2 separate regions of the Homo sapiens genome follow, and region 2 is linked to region 1. A link is a contact called in ENCODE Hi-C or POLR2A ChIA-PET data. All regions are on one chromosome and are shown on one strand. The core of a region is the stretch at or near the end of the contact, and the rest is flanking DNA. Distances in the headings are between cores, read along the strand shown.

The links. A loop is a pair of places that touch in the nucleus more often than their neighbours do. ChIA-PET counts read pairs that join two places held with the same protein, here RNA polymerase II (POLR2A). Pooled maps may share reads with other maps.
Region 2: a loop to region 1 is called in a pooled map, with 2.8 times the contacts of the local background. The contact joins two enhancer-like sites. A Hi-C loop is called at or near these places in 3 of 50 pooled maps. POLR2A ChIA-PET finds 5 or more read pairs at or near these places in 4 of 52 experiments (B cell, HepG2, activated CD4-positive, alpha-beta memory T cell and 1 more).

The regions. Positions count from the first base shown.
Region 1 is chr9:114,588,011-114,595,629 of GRCh38, reverse strand. It overlaps ATP6V1G1 (ATPase H+ transporting V1 subunit G1), which reads right to left. Exons shown (of 3, transcript NM_004888.4): 2 at 2,978-3,078. Among named protein-coding and RNA genes, the nearest start is that of ATP6V1G1, 4.1 kb to the right of the region's middle. RefSeq lists an enhancer at 7,426-7,619. Within about 2 kb of position 3,034, at least 13 of the 41 ENCODE cell types and tissues checked have a DNase peak (open chromatin) inside an H3K27ac peak, as active enhancers do.
Region 2 is chr9:114,731,109-114,738,727 of GRCh38, reverse strand. No RefSeq gene overlaps it. Among named protein-coding and RNA genes, the nearest start is that of TEX48, 53 kb to the right of the region's middle. Within about 2 kb of position 4,752, at least 2 of the 41 ENCODE cell types and tissues checked have a DNase peak (open chromatin) inside an H3K27ac peak, as active enhancers do.

The sequences.
Region 1 (7,619 bases), core at 1,785-4,284:
TAGGCTGGAGTGCAGTGGTACGATCTCGGCTCACTGCAATCTCCACCTCCTGGGCTCAAGCCATCCTCCAACCTGAGCCTCCCAAGTAGCTGGAACTACACGTATACACCACCATGCCCGGCTAATTTCTGTATTTTTTTTGTAGAGTCAGAGTTTCACCATGTTGCCCAGGCAGGTCTTGAACTCCTGGGCTCAAACGATCCACCCACCTTGGCCTCCCAAAATGCTAGCATTACAGGCATGAGCCACTGTGCCCTTAGGGCTCTTCATACTATACTATAACTGTTCATATTACAGGAATCTCCTGGGGCATTTCATTAACAGCTCAGTTGCTAACTCATTCTTTTATGTTCAGAACCCCATTACCTGTTTCTTGAATATAAACCATACGCCAAGCTCCGCTAAGTTGTCTCAAAAACTAAAGAGGTTACAATGGAACACTGCTAGAAAGATTCAGAGCTTGGCTGAGCATGGTAGCTCACACCTCTAATCCCTGCACTTTGGGAGGCTGAGGCAGGTGGATCACCTGAGGTCAGGAGTTCAAGACCAGCCTGGCCAACATGGTGAAACCCTGTCTCTACTAAAAAGACAAAAAAAAAAAAAACTGCCAGGCGTGGTGGTGGGCACCTGTAATCCCAGCTACTTGGGAGGCTGAGGCAGGAGAATCACTTGAACCTGGGAGGTGGGGGATGCAGTGAGCCAAGATCGCGCCATTGCACTCCAGCCTGGGCAACAAGAGTGAAACTGTCTCAAAAAAAAAAAAAAAAAGAAAAAAAGAAAAGAAAAGAAAGAAAAAAGGAATCAGAGCTTGTGCTTTACAGTGCAATACCAGTACCATCTCTATAATCAACTACAGCACAGAATGTAAGAATATGAGGGCACATGTCATTGGGACCTCCTAGGCCTGTGCCACGAAAAAGAAAAAAGAATGTAAAAATATGAAGATGGGCCAGGCGTGGTGGCTCACGCCTGTAATCCCAGCATTTTGGGAGGCCAAGGTAGGCAGATCACAAGGTCAGGAGTTCAAGACCAGCCTGGCCAACACAGTGAAACCCCCGTCTCTTCTAAAAATACAAAAATTAGCCGGGCATGGTGGCGCACACCTGCAGTCTCAGCTACTTGGGAGGCTGAGGCAGGAGAATCATTTGAACCTGGGAGGTGGAGGTCGTAGTGAACTGAGATGACGCCACTGCGCTCCAGCCTGGGTGACAGAGCAAGACTACATCTCGGACAGGAAAAAAAAAAAAAAAGGGGCGGGGGGCGCTGGGCGCGGTGGCTCACACCTGTCATCCTAGCACTCTGGGAGGCCGGGGCAGGCAGATCACCTGCGGTCGGGAGTTCAAGACAAGCCTGACCAACAAGGAGAAACCCCATCTCTACTAAAAATACAAATTTAGCCGGATGTGGTGGCGCATGCCTGCAATTTCAGCTACTCGGGAGGTTGAGGTGGAAGAATCGCTAGAACCTGGGAGGCAGAGGTTGCAGTGAGCCGAGATCATGCCATTGCACTCCAGCCTGGGCAACAAGAGCAAAACTCCCCGTCTCAGAAAAAAAAAAAAAAAAATGAAGATGATGGCTGCCCTGACACAAGGGTATTTCTACATTGTTTTATGAGCAGCCTGACAACTTACAGCACCTATCAGCCCCAGTTCAAGAATCAAAGAAACATGTTAAGTTTTATTTGTATTTGTCTTATTTTTTTGTAGAGACAGGGTCTTGGTTTATTGCCCAGGCTGGTTTTGAACTTGTGGCTTCAAGCAATCCTCCCACCTCAGCCTCCCAAAGTATTGGGATTACAGGTGTGAGTCACTATGCCCAGCCACGTTTTAATGGCACTGTAATTGCCAAGAACAAAGATGATCCAGCACTTTGGGAGGTTGAGATGTGAGGATCACTTGAGGCCAGGAGTTCGAGACCAGCCAAGGCAACACAGCAAGACCCTATCTCTACAAAAACAAAAAAAAAATTAGCTGAGCATGATGGATCATGCCTACAGTCCTAGCTACTCAGAAGGCTGGGCAGGGGAGGATCGCTTAAGCCTAGAAGCTCCAGGTCACCGTGAGCTATGATCACACCACTGCACTAAAGCCTGAATGATAGAGTGTGACTCTGTCTCTTAAAAAGAAAAAATAAAAAATTGATCAAAATTTTTGCTACTTAATGCAAGGAGGGAGGTATGTGCCTTTACTCACTGGACTTGGGCCTGGAAGTGTGTATGCTGGAACTACTAGAGGCCACAGTGTAGAACTTGAGAATGATACAAAGCCAAACACAGAGGTGAGAGAAAGTCCTGAGCATATTATTTAAGCTCTTGGGTTTTTAATTATATAGGCCAATACATCCCATTTAGAATCAGTTTTAATTATATTTTGTTACCTGCACCCAAGAGTCCTGATAGTTTCTTTTCTCTGTGAGGCCCTTATCCATCCTTTCCCCTTTCCACAATTGTCCCTGCCTCCTCTATGCTTTCTGTGATCTGTTTTTGTACTATTATTGTATGCACCATAGTATAGCCTACATCACTGGTAAATGTCTGTACTATATACAATATACTAAAGTGGGGCTCCATTTGATTTATGTTTATGACCGTCACAGCATTTTTCAGTAGTAGCTCTGCATGATTTGCACTGTATTACTGAGTCTCCCTGACCACTGGATGGTAAGCTACACTCCATGAGGGAAGGGACCATGTCTATTCCTGGTCACAACTGATCCCTAGCATCTAGCACAGTACCTGGCGCATGTTAACTGCTTAACAGATACGTGTTAAATGAGTGAATAAATGAAAATTAGAAATCAATATGAATGGAAAAACTGATCATCCTAAAAGACAGATGCCTGAGCAGCCAATAAAACACACAGCTACCACATTTTCAAACTTCGACCAGGATCTCTGAGCTATGCTGGATATTCTGAAAGCCTTGGCGGGACAGGGGATCAGAAACTAAAGCAGTAACAAAAACAAATGGTGCCCCACCGCAGCTTCCTTGGCCTTGAATTCTTTCTCCCTCTGCAGGCGGTACTGTTCAATTTCAGCCTGAGCTTCTTCTTTGGCCTGCTTCAGCCTCCGGTTCTTTCCTGTTTTCAAAGGAGAGAGCTATATCAGGAAGTGGTTAAAAGTAGAAAAGCAAGCAGAGACAAGATGGTATATTATAACAATAAGCCAAGAATAAATTATGACACAGTCCGAAGAGATGTGCATGGGAAAGAGGGAATTCAGAGCTAACAAACAGTACAGGTTCCTCCCTCCTATAGGCTGTACTTAACTAGGAAGTGACAAGACAAAAATGAATACCTTCTGTAACTACAGCCCATTAAAAAGATGGAAAAAAATTGTAGAATGTGTCAGAATATTCTCTCAATCTCAACTATTAAGAACCAACATAAAATGAGTAACATTAACCATCTAGGGAACTCTTCTCCAGAAGTAAACACCTTAAGTATGCTGCTGATTAAAGGTGCAACCCTACTCAGATGCTTAGCAAGAAGGCTAATAAGCTCGCAAGGGACAGCAACATATAATGTAACTAATGAACCAACTATATAATGTAACACTGGAAACTAAAAGCAGTCCCTGTCACAAGGAAGTAAGGACAGTGGTGACTGAGAAGGAATGCTGAATGAGGAGTACTGGACAGTAAGACTGCACAAGTGGCTGAGAGAAGAGGAGACACAGGTATTTTGGTTTCTAGAAGTGAGTGGCTTAACATACAGCTGGAAAAAATCTCTAGGTTTGGTCAGAGTCTACATGAAAACAGACCACAAGGACAGCCAACATATAATCTCTGCTTTGAGTCTCCGCTCACCAATAAAAAAAAAAAAAGAGAGGTTCTAGACCATCAACCTATTTATTTGAGAGCAAAAGACATCCTGCATCTAAAATTAAGCTTTGTTATACAACACTGTACATCATTGTATACCAACTGTCTAGAGTCCACGCGAATGAGTGAAAATGAACTTAACCTTCCACATCCTGATTCAGAACAGAACTTTGGACCTGTAATGAAATGACCCCATGACATCAACATTCCCTGATGCTAGTCTGAAACAATTAACAGGTCTCTCTCTCAAAACTCCAAGAACTATTTCTGCAAGTCCACATTCACTCCAGTATTATTTCTGGCCTACTACTGTCTGCTTCGGCCACCTGTACCCCAATCCTTCACATGCTATCTTCCCATCAGCTATAATGGGCTGTATTTCAAAGCTAAAGATACTTTCGAAACCAACAATCTATAAATAACACTCATGGCCTGAACATTATGCAGTAGCTCCGCATGATTTCACAAGACATCACCTCCCAACTCCCATGGCTCCCTGCATTTATAACTCAGGATAATACCATTTACTGCCTTTGGCAAACATCTTCAACATTCAATTTTGACAGGGGCCTCTAAAAATCAAAAATATTTAAACAGAAAATCGTATTTCTCTTAAATCTTGTTCTTCTTGGGCCTTACATATGGGAGCCAGTGTTTTGTTTCACTCCAATGAAATATGCCATTAACACAAACTTTTTTAAAATTTTAAGGTCCACGCCGGGCGCGCTGGCTCACGCCTGTAATCCCAGCACTTTGAGAGGCCAAGGTGAGCAGATCACAAGGTCAGGAGTTCGAGACCAACCTGGCCACTATGGTGAAACCCTGTCTCTACTAAAAACACAAAAACTAGCCGGGCATGGTGGCAGGCACCTGTAGTCCCAGCTACTCGGGCGGCTGAGGCAGAAGAATCGCTTGAACCTGGGAGGCAGAGATTGTAGTGAGCCGAGATCACGCCACTGCCCTCCTGCCTGGGGGCGACAGAGCGAGAATCCATCTCAAAAAAATAAATAAACAAAATATATAAAATAAAATAAAAAATAATAAAAAAAATTTAAGGTCCAACTCAATGATTTCATTAAAAAAACTGGATGGGATCATTTTATATACTGCCTCTTCCCAACTCTTAACTGGGCAAATCAACCATAATTATAAATCAAGAAAGGCAAATTTTCAAACTGCAGTTCTTCTGACTACCTCTCTGTTCCTAACTATTAACAATTCTGAGACAGGCAAGGCGCAGTCGCTCATATCTGTAATCCCAGCACTTTGGGAGGCCGAGAGTTTGAGAAGAACCCGGCCGACATAGTAAAACACTGTCTCTACTAAAAATACAAAAATTTATTTTTTTATTTATGTATTAATTTATATGTTTTTGTATTTTTAGTAGAGATGGGCATGGTGGTAGGCACCTGTAATCCCAGCTACTTGGGAGCCTGAGGCACAAAATCTCGAACTCTGGAGGTGGAGGATGCAGTGAGCCAAGATGGTGCCACTGCACTCTAGCCTGAGTGACAGAGTGAGACTCTGTCTCAAAAAAAAAAAAAAAAATCTGAGAAGTATGTAAGCCATAAACTAATACTTTGGTTTGTTTTTTGTTTTTTTTTTTTTTTGAGACGGCGTCTCCCTCTGTCCCCAAGGCTGGAGTGCTGTGGGACAGATCTCCGCTCACTGCAACCTCTGCCTCCTGGGTTCAAGCGTTTCTCCTGTCTCAGCCTCCCAAGTAGCTGGGACTACACGCGCACACCACCACGCCCAGCTAACTTTTGTATTTTTAGTAGACACGGAGTTTCTCCATATTGCCCAGGCTGGTCTCAAACTCTTGATCTCAGGTGATCCACCCACCTCAGCCTCCCAAAGTGCTGGGATTACAGGCGTGAGCCACCACGCCCAGCCAAATTAATACTTTTTAAAACCAATTCACAGCTACCTGACATATACAAAACCCTGCACCAGGCTTGACAGGATAAAGGTATAAAACATAAATCCTACCTGGCTAGGGCACTCAGAATTATTCTTACCTATTCCAAGCATTTTTTCCTGCACTTCCCCAATCTATTCTCCTATCCCTCCCGACAGATACAACTTCTGTTACTGATGAGCCATCAGAACACAAACTGTGAGAAGTCATTCTGGAAATACACTATCAAGGGCATGACTGGAAATATTCTGGGAAGAACAAAGAACTTTCCAGTCACCGGAGCAAGAACAAAAGGCTTCTTCTCATTCCCAACACCCTCAAAGAAAGCTTTCCAAGTACCACACAACCCCTAACTGCACAAGTAGAGGAGACATGCTTGAAATCTAGTTGGATGTCAGATAGAATAACTCCTATACTAGGAGAAACACCAAGGAATTACTAAGATCAGTATCTTCGCCTTGCATGGAAAAAGAGGCTTCTGAGTCCCAACTATGTTGCTTCCCAGGGTATGGATAAATCATTTCTCTCTGAGCCTCATTTTTACTATCTGTAAAATAGGGATAGAAGCATCTTTCTCACCAGACGGGAAACTGGATACATAAAGTTAAATGAGACATAGTTTCTGTTCTCCAGAAGCTTAGTCTAGTGACTGAGCCATATAAACAAACAGGTTATTGCACGGCAGTGGCAGAAATCAGCACTTGGGAGGGACTCCAAGCCTAGTCCGGGGGACAAGCATGAGTCAGGAAAGGCTTCCCGGGAAGAAGTGTTTCCTAAATTGAGGTCTGATGGAAGACTAAGGGTCAGAGAACAAAGGGGAGGAGAATTGGAAAAGGCTTCTCACGTCAGAAGAAACAGCGTGTGCAAAAACCTGCAGGTGAAAGACATCATGCTGCTTCTGAGGGACCACAACGATTCAGTATAGCTGGAGGAAAGCACCAGGCCTGACCCACAAGAGCCTCCCCAACTTCATTAAGGAATTTGAGCTTTCTTCTGCAGGAACTAAACGTCTGACTACAAAGGCGGTAGGGAAATCATATCTGCACTTATTTATTTATTTTGTTCCTTACCAGCAGGAAGTCACATATTTGCATTTTAGAAGGATGACTGATTGCAGAGAGGAGAATGGATTGACTGGAGGGGACCAGAACGGGTTCTTCCACTCCCCAGTCTAGATTAAACTCACCTGTTAAATTCTTTAGCAACCTTACATTTCTCCACTCCAGCCCTCATCTCTCCTGCAATTAATTAACTGACCCAATACCTGCTTCCTTCACTGCGACACTGAATGCCACGTTAGGGGAGACAACTGATGCACTGGGCACTGCGCTTGCCACATATTAGACAGAAACACACACACACACACACACACACACACACTGCGCTTGCCACATGTTAGAAACACACACACACTGCGCTTGCCACATATCAGAAACACACACACGCACACACGCCAACGATTTAGACAACTACAGTACCTTTAGAGAAACTGGTGTCCTGGACTAAGACGCTGGTAGTAGACATGGGGGAAAAAGTGAAAGATACGCAAGCCTTGGCGACTGACTAAATGAGGGAGGGAGAAGAGGCAAGCAGGACTCCAGGTTTCTAGACCAAGCAACTGTGTGGATGCTGGCTCCCTTCACCGAGACTGACCACCCCAGAGCGGTTAAGTGGGAGAGAAGAAGAACAAAGAGCTCCGTTTGGAGAGCCCATTTCACATGCCTCCAGGCCCCAAGGACGGTAACCCATTATTGTTTCCACGCCCAATTTACCATCTCACATCGTGGCTTCCAGGCGATCCGCAAGCCTTCCAGAGCCTCAGCTCCTCAAAGCTTCGAAACACACAACCTTCCGCGACTATACGCACGCCCGCACCCCGC
Region 2 (7,619 bases), core at 3,503-6,002, 140 kb before region 1:
CTGAGCCCTTGACCCAGCTCAGCCATGCTGTCAGCAGCAGCAGGTTAGCTGGATTCTGCCCAAGATTGGGTAATTTCCCCACCCAGTTATATTGTCAAAAAGTTATGTTATTCTCTTTAAAATGTACCATGTTAATGTTTTGCTTTTGGTACAAATAACCCAAGCTATAACTATGGCAACTTCTTGGAAACATGGAAAGAAAACACTTCTCAGCTGGGTGTGGTGGCTCACGCCTGTAATCCTAACACTTTGGGAGGCTGAGGTGGGTGGATGACGAAGTCAAGAGATCGAGACAATCCTGGTCAACATGGTGAAACCCCGTCTCTACTAAAAATACAAAACTTAGCTGGGTGTGGTGGTGGTGTGCCTGTAGTCCCAGCTACTTGGGAGGCTGAGGCAGAAGAATGGCTTGAACCTGGAAGGCGGAGGTTGCAGTGAGCTGAGATCACACCACTGCACTCCAGCCTGGGTGACAGAGTGAGTGAGACTCCGTCTCCATTTAAAAAAAAAAAAAAAAAAGAAAACACTAGTAAGCATAACTGGATAATTCTAAGAGAAAAGAACAACAGAATACCTGATTTCTACACAAGTTAGAGAAAGACCCTTTATTTTAAAGACCAATCTCTGCCACAGGTGTTTATCTATGAAGCTAGAACAGTTCAGAGGGCTTCAAAGCAAACCCTCCTCATGCCAACACAGCTGCCAGCCCACGCATGATTTCCATAAGAACCCACACTCAAGCAGTTCCAATTTGCCATTTTAATAAATGCCGAAAGAAGCGGTCATGTTGGGTCTTTGCAATGGAGAGGAAATGTCCTTTTTAATGGGATTTTTGGAAGTCTTTATTTTCTAAGTCCCTTTGGAAACTAAACACACATAAACACACACACACACACACACACACACACACGGAAAACTTCAACCAAAGTAGGATTCAAATAAGCCACCTGAGTTCTGTCCCCAGAAAGAGCAGGTGGGGGAAAAAGTGGTAAGTAGGTGAGGTGATGGATATGTTAATTAGTTTGATTTAATATTTTATGACATGTATATATATAACCATCACATTATACCTCTTAAACAGATACAATTATTATTCATCAATTGAAAAAAAGAAAAGAAAGGAAGGAAGGATAGAAAAGAAAGAAAGCAAAGAAGGAAGGAAGGAAGGAAGGTAGGGAGGGAGGGAGGGGAAGGGGGGAGGGAGAGGCAGAAGGGGAGGGGAGGGGAGGGAAAGGGAGGGGAGAGGAAGGAAGGGAGAGGAGGGGAGGGAAGGCAGAAAGGAAGGAAGGAAGAGAAAGAAAAAGCAAGAGAAACCTTGAGTGAGTCACTTGTCCTCCCACTCTCTGCATGGCCTAGCTTTCTCGTTGATAGTAGAGGGCCATCAGGTAGGCCCTGCTAGCTTTGCAGGGCTACTGAGAGAATCTAGTGCAGGAGTCCCCAGCCTCCAGGCAGTGGACTGGTACTGTCTGTGGCCTGTTAGGAACCAGGTCACACAGCAGGAGCTGGGCGAGCATTACCACCTGAGCTCCCCCTCCTGTCAGATCAGCAGCAGCATTAGAGCACAAACCTTACTATGAACTGCGCATGAGAGGGATCTAGGTTGTGTACTCTTTATGAGAATCTAATGCCTGATAATCTCAGGTGGAGCAGTTTCATCCCGAAACCATCCCCTCAACCTTGTCAGTGGAAAAAAATGTCTGCCACAAAACCGGTCCCTGGTGCCAAAAAGGTTGGGGACCACTGATCTAGTGGACTTTGTCCAAAGATCACAAAGCAACACAAATGTACAGATTTTTAATCACCCACAGTGGAATAACCTGGCCATTCCTCTCATTTCTTGACGAATCCCTGAAGCTTAGCCTGATTCACTGCTCTGTCTCTTTACTATTATCACTCAATACTAACAATAGCTGATAGCAGCATTATTTTATGAGGTTTGCATGAGTTGAATCAATCATCACAAAAACTCTATAAAGATGTCACTGTTAATCATTACCACTCCAAAGATGGAAAAACTTAGGCTCAGAGAGGTTAAGTAACTTATCCAAGATCGCACAACTCATAAGTGGAAGAGCCAGGGTTGAACTCAAGTCCACCCAACTTCAGAGTCTATGCTTTTAAACCCAACCCCACTCTGAAGATCATCAATTACATATGTGTATGCAGACCAACTTCCTTATCATCCTAGTTAAATTCCAGCAGGGACTAGGACTTCGGGTATCAAAAGTCAAAAATCACTCAAAAGGTTCTGTTTTGGGTTTGAGCCCTGGGTGGTATCCCCCCAGAGGCACATCTAAATTAAGTTTTCATAATCGTTCTAAACATTTTTGTGTCACTCTGCCTCCTTCTAGCAACATAGGCACAGATACTTAATCAGAGCCTGATGGGAAGTAATACCACATTGGAAGCACATTTGGCTTTTTCTCCTTCTGAAAGCAATATGATATTTTTAGAAAGAATAAAGGCTTGGGAGTAAGACAGACCTGGATTAGAGACCCAACTCTGCTGTCTCTTCTACCTGTGTGATCTTGAATGTTATTCATTCTGGGTCTCATTCCCCTAAACTTGAGAAATGTAGAGAATAACATCAGTATCATATTGTTGTCATGAGGATTAACTCAGCCTCAGCTAGAGTTTTTAGCACTGTGTCTGGGAAGCACATAGCAGGCATTTAAGAAATGACAGCAATTAGTAGACAACCAGCCTGCCAAATACAGAGGCTTCCTTTTCTCATGTGCCAACCCCAGTAGCAAGAGGTGAGAGCAGACACTGGGGGAGAAGGAGACAAACATCTGTGACCCACAGCATCCCGTAGCAAGACATGCATGGGTTTTGGACTGATTCCCAGCTCTGTTTTGTGACTTGGGCAAATTACTCAATTTCGCTGAGTCTCAATTTCCTTCCCCGTAAATGGAGGCAATATATCTTCATTACATACCTTCACATTGTTTACCACCTAGTCAAGAAATCAGGATATAGGCGTGAAAATAAAAGGAAGATTACAGCATCTCACATATGAGCTTTTAAAGATACTTCAACGAAAGCTACTGAGTTAAAGATTCTGAACTACCTTTATTTATCGTAAGAAATGAGATAAGCTACAGGAGCTGCTAATGATACAATAAAAGATCAGTTTCTGGAATGTCCTATGACTAGATTGTTTCAAACAAAACAATATTTATTTGCTTAATTTTACTCAAAAAGAGAATTACTTTCAAGCATATTTTACATTTGTACATATCCTTCAAACTTTTTAAATTATAAAAGCATTGTAGGTACATAACTAAGAGAAGCTATTGTAATATACAATAGGAGACATGCACAAGAATGTCAAAAACAATATTCTTGGCAAGGAACCCAACTATCTACCAACAGATAATAAATAAATTATGGTTTTGGTTTTGGTTTTGGTTTTCGAGACAGAGTCTCACTCTGTCGCCCAGGCAGGAGTGCAGTGGCACGATCTCAGCTTACTGCAACCTCCACCTCCCGGGTTCAAGCAATTCTCCTGTCTCAGCCTCCCAAATAGCTGAGACTACAGGTGCATACCACCACACCCAGCTAATTTTTGTATTTTTAGTAGAGACGGGGTTTCGCCATGTTGGCCAGGATGGTCCCAATCTCTTGACCTCATGATCCACCCCGCCCCCCTTGGCCTCCCAAAGTGCTGAGATTACAGATGTGAGCCACCGCACCTGGCCCTAAATTATGTATTTATGCAATGCAACGCTGTGCAGTGAAGACAATGAAATTATAGCTCCAAGCAGCATGGATAAATCCTAGAAGCATAATATTGAATGAAAAGAAGTAACTCTTGGAGTACTACATGTAAGTGTGATACCACTTTTAGAAAGTTAAAACACAAACGATCCTAAATTAGATCATGTTTAGGGGGTACATAGAGAAGTACTGAAGCCCTATTGTTAAAAAAAACAAAGAAGGCCAGGCGTGGTGGCTCACACCTGTAATCCCAGCACTTTGGGGGACCAAGGTGGGCGGATCACCTGAGGTCAGGAGTTTGAGACCAGCCTGGCCAACATGGCAAAACCCCGTCTCTACTAAAAATACAAAAATGAGCCGGGCGTGGTGGCACGCCTCTAGTCCCAGCTACTTGGGAGGCTGAGACAGGAGAATCACTTGAACCCAGCAGGTGGAGGTTGCAGTGAGCCAAGATCACGTCACTGCACTCCAGCCTGGACAACAAGAGCGAAACTGTCTCAAAAAAAAAAAAAAAAAAAAGAAAGAAATGATGTTTTTTAATTTCAGGGTAGTACTTACTGCTGAAAGACGGGTGAAGGAATGGGATTAGGAGCAGCACGTAGATCAATTCAATAGTATTAGAAAAGTTCCCTGTGCGCGGTAGGTTTATCCATTTAAATGTGATTCTTCATAATTTAAAGTAGTCCTAGGGGATACATTCCAAGAACCCCAGTGGATGCCCGAAACTACAGACAGTACCAAACCCTATATGTACTATGGTATGGCTTTTTCAAGACATACACCCCTAGGATGTTTAATTTATAAATTAGGCACAGTCAGAGATTAACAACTAATAATGAAATAGAACAATTATAACAATATGCCAGCATCGCTACTCTTGCATTTTGAAAATGAGGGTCACTTGAATACCCACACTGTAATACCAAGACAGGTTTTCAGATAACTGAAACAGATACTAAATGACTAATGGCCAGGGAGCGTATACAGGGTGGATATGGTGGGATGAGTCATGTCCTAGGTGGAACAGAGAAGGATGGCACAAGTTTTCATCACTCAGGGTGACGCACGGTCTAAAACTTAGGAATTGTTTATTTCTGGAATTTTCCATTCAATATTTTCAGACTGCAGTAGACTGCAGGTAACTGAACTTTTTATTTTATTTTATTTTATTTTATTTTTTGAAACGGAGTCTCGCTGTGTCGCCCAGGCTGGAGCGCAGTGGCGTGATCTCGGCTCACTGTAAGCTCTGCCTCCCGGGTTCACGCCATTCTCCTGCCTCAGCCTCCCGAGTAGCTGGGACTACCTGAGTAGCTGGCACCCACCACCACGCACAGCTAATTTTTTTTTGTATTTGTTTTAGTAGAGACGGGGTTTCACCGTGTTAGCCAGGATGGTCTCGATCTCCTGACCTCGTGATCCACCCACCTAGGCCTCCCAAAGTGCTGGGATTACAGGCGTGAGCCACCGTGCCCGGCAGGTAACTGAACTTTTGAAAAGCAAGACTGAGGACAAGGAGGAACCACAGTACTATATATCTACACATATAGATATGCACATGCATACATATACATAAACTATAATTCCATAATATATGTAATAATGTCACAGTGATAATGTAACTATCATTATGTAACATTATCTTATATATAAAAATATTACATAACATTTTTAAAATCCAAGCTATTCAATGTTGAACTAGGAATTTGATTTCCTTGCTCCTGACCCTGTACTGTTATTGTCTTAAGAATTTATTTTCCCCTGCTTTTCTTGAGCTGTATGGAATTTTTTTCTTATGTCTATTACTTACTTATTTACTAATTTAAAAAGAAATACATTAACGACCTAAGATTAAAGGCTATAAACTTAATTACAGGAATAAAGCAATCCACAAAGGCTACTCTGGGTTCATTCTTCAAAAGTCACATGACAGAGGGTGAAGATTATAATAGCTCTGGACACCAGGGATGATGCATCAATACTCAGAAGGTGTGGCTTGAGCTAACATCCATGCCAAGGCTATTACGACTAGTATATTTCCACAGGCCAAGACTGAACAGGTTTGAATTCCCAAAGAGTTCAATGCATTCTCCTGTGTTATAAGCAGATCAAAGAATAAAATCACTGTTTTGCTGCTCAGGCTGCCGTAACAAAGTGCCACAGACTGGGTGGATTAAACAACAGAAATTTATTTTCTGACAGTTTTGGAGACTGGAAGTCCAAGAACAAGGTGTCAGAAGGCCTCTCTCCTTGACTTGCAGATGATCAGTTTCTCACCGTGTCTTCACATGGTCTATGTGAGTCTAAACCCTAATTTCCTCTTCTTAGAAGGACAACAATTATATTGGACTACAGCCCATCCCAATGACCTTATTTAATCTTAATTACCTCTTTAAAGACTTTAATCTCTAAATATAGTTACATTCTGAAGTACTGGGGGTTAGGATTTCAACATGAATTTTGGAGTACACAATTCAACCCCTAACAGTCACCAAGGAAGCCCTCCCTGGAAAATGATAGGCCTGCTTATATTTCAAATTAGACCAGCATTGTCTAAGAACATTTTGCATAATAATGAAATTGTTTTATATCTACACCATCCAATTGGGAGATGTTGGATATGTCTATGACCTTGATTGTGATGACAGCACAGGTGTGTGCCTTTTGCCCGAACGCAACAAATTGTGCACATCTGTATGTGCAGGTCTTATATGCCAATTACATCTCAACAATGTTATCTTTAAAAAAAGAAAGACAAATGTTTCCTGACTGCACTTACATGAGGTATCTAAAATAGTCAACTCCTAGAATCAGAGTGGAATGGTGGTTTCCAAGGGGCCGAGGGAAGGGAGAAATTGCCCCCATGTCTTCCTTCAAAATGCCAGCTCCTTCCCACTCAAGGCCTTTACACTTGCTATTTCTTCTGCTTGGAGGCATCTCCCCCAAGATCTTTGAATGATGGTTTCCTTCTTGCCATCCAGGCCTCATATCAAGCACCACCTCCTCAAAAAGCCTTCCTTCATTTTCCTGTACAAACTAGTGGAAATATACTAGTCTTGATGGCCTTGGCATGGATGTTAGCTCAAACCACGCCTTGTGAGTATTGACACATCATTGCTGGTGTCTGGGGCTATTAGTCTTTACCCTCTGTCATGTGACTTTTGAAGAATGAACACAGAGTAGCCTTGTGGATTACTTTCTTCCTATATTAAGTTTATAGCCTTTATCCTTAGGTCCTTAAGGTACTTCTTTTTAAATCAGAATAGACAGGTTTCCCCTAATCCTATCACTTCATTTTTTTTCTTTTTCTTTCTTTTTTTTTTTTTAAACAGGGTCTCACTCTGTAGCCTAGGCTGGAGTGCAGTGGCGCGATCTTAGCCCACTACAACCTCTGCCTCCCAGGATCAAGCGATCCTCCCGCCTCAGCCCCAGCAAGTAACTGGGACTACAGGAACATGCTACCATGCCTGGCTAATTTTTTGTACTTTTTTTTATAGAAACAGGGTTTCTCCATGTTGCCCAGGCTGGCCTCAAACTCCTGGGCTCAAGCAATCTGCCCACCTTGGCCTTCCAAAGTGCTGGGATTACAGGCATGAGCCACCACACCCCACTTCATTTTATTTTTATTATATTTAATCCTATCTGACATCATCTTGTTTATTTGTTATTTATTGTCTGCCTCCCCTTCCCCATGCCCACTGTATCACAGGCTCCATGAGAGCAAGGACTTTGTCTGTCTTGCCTGCTGCATTCTTCCTGGTTCCTGGATAAGGGATAGGATCTCAACAAATATCCCATGAAGGAAGGATGGCTAGATGGATAACTGGCTGGATGGATAGGTGGGTGGATAGGTGGATGGATAGATCGGGGTGGAGGTGGGGGGTGGGTGGGTGGGTGGATGG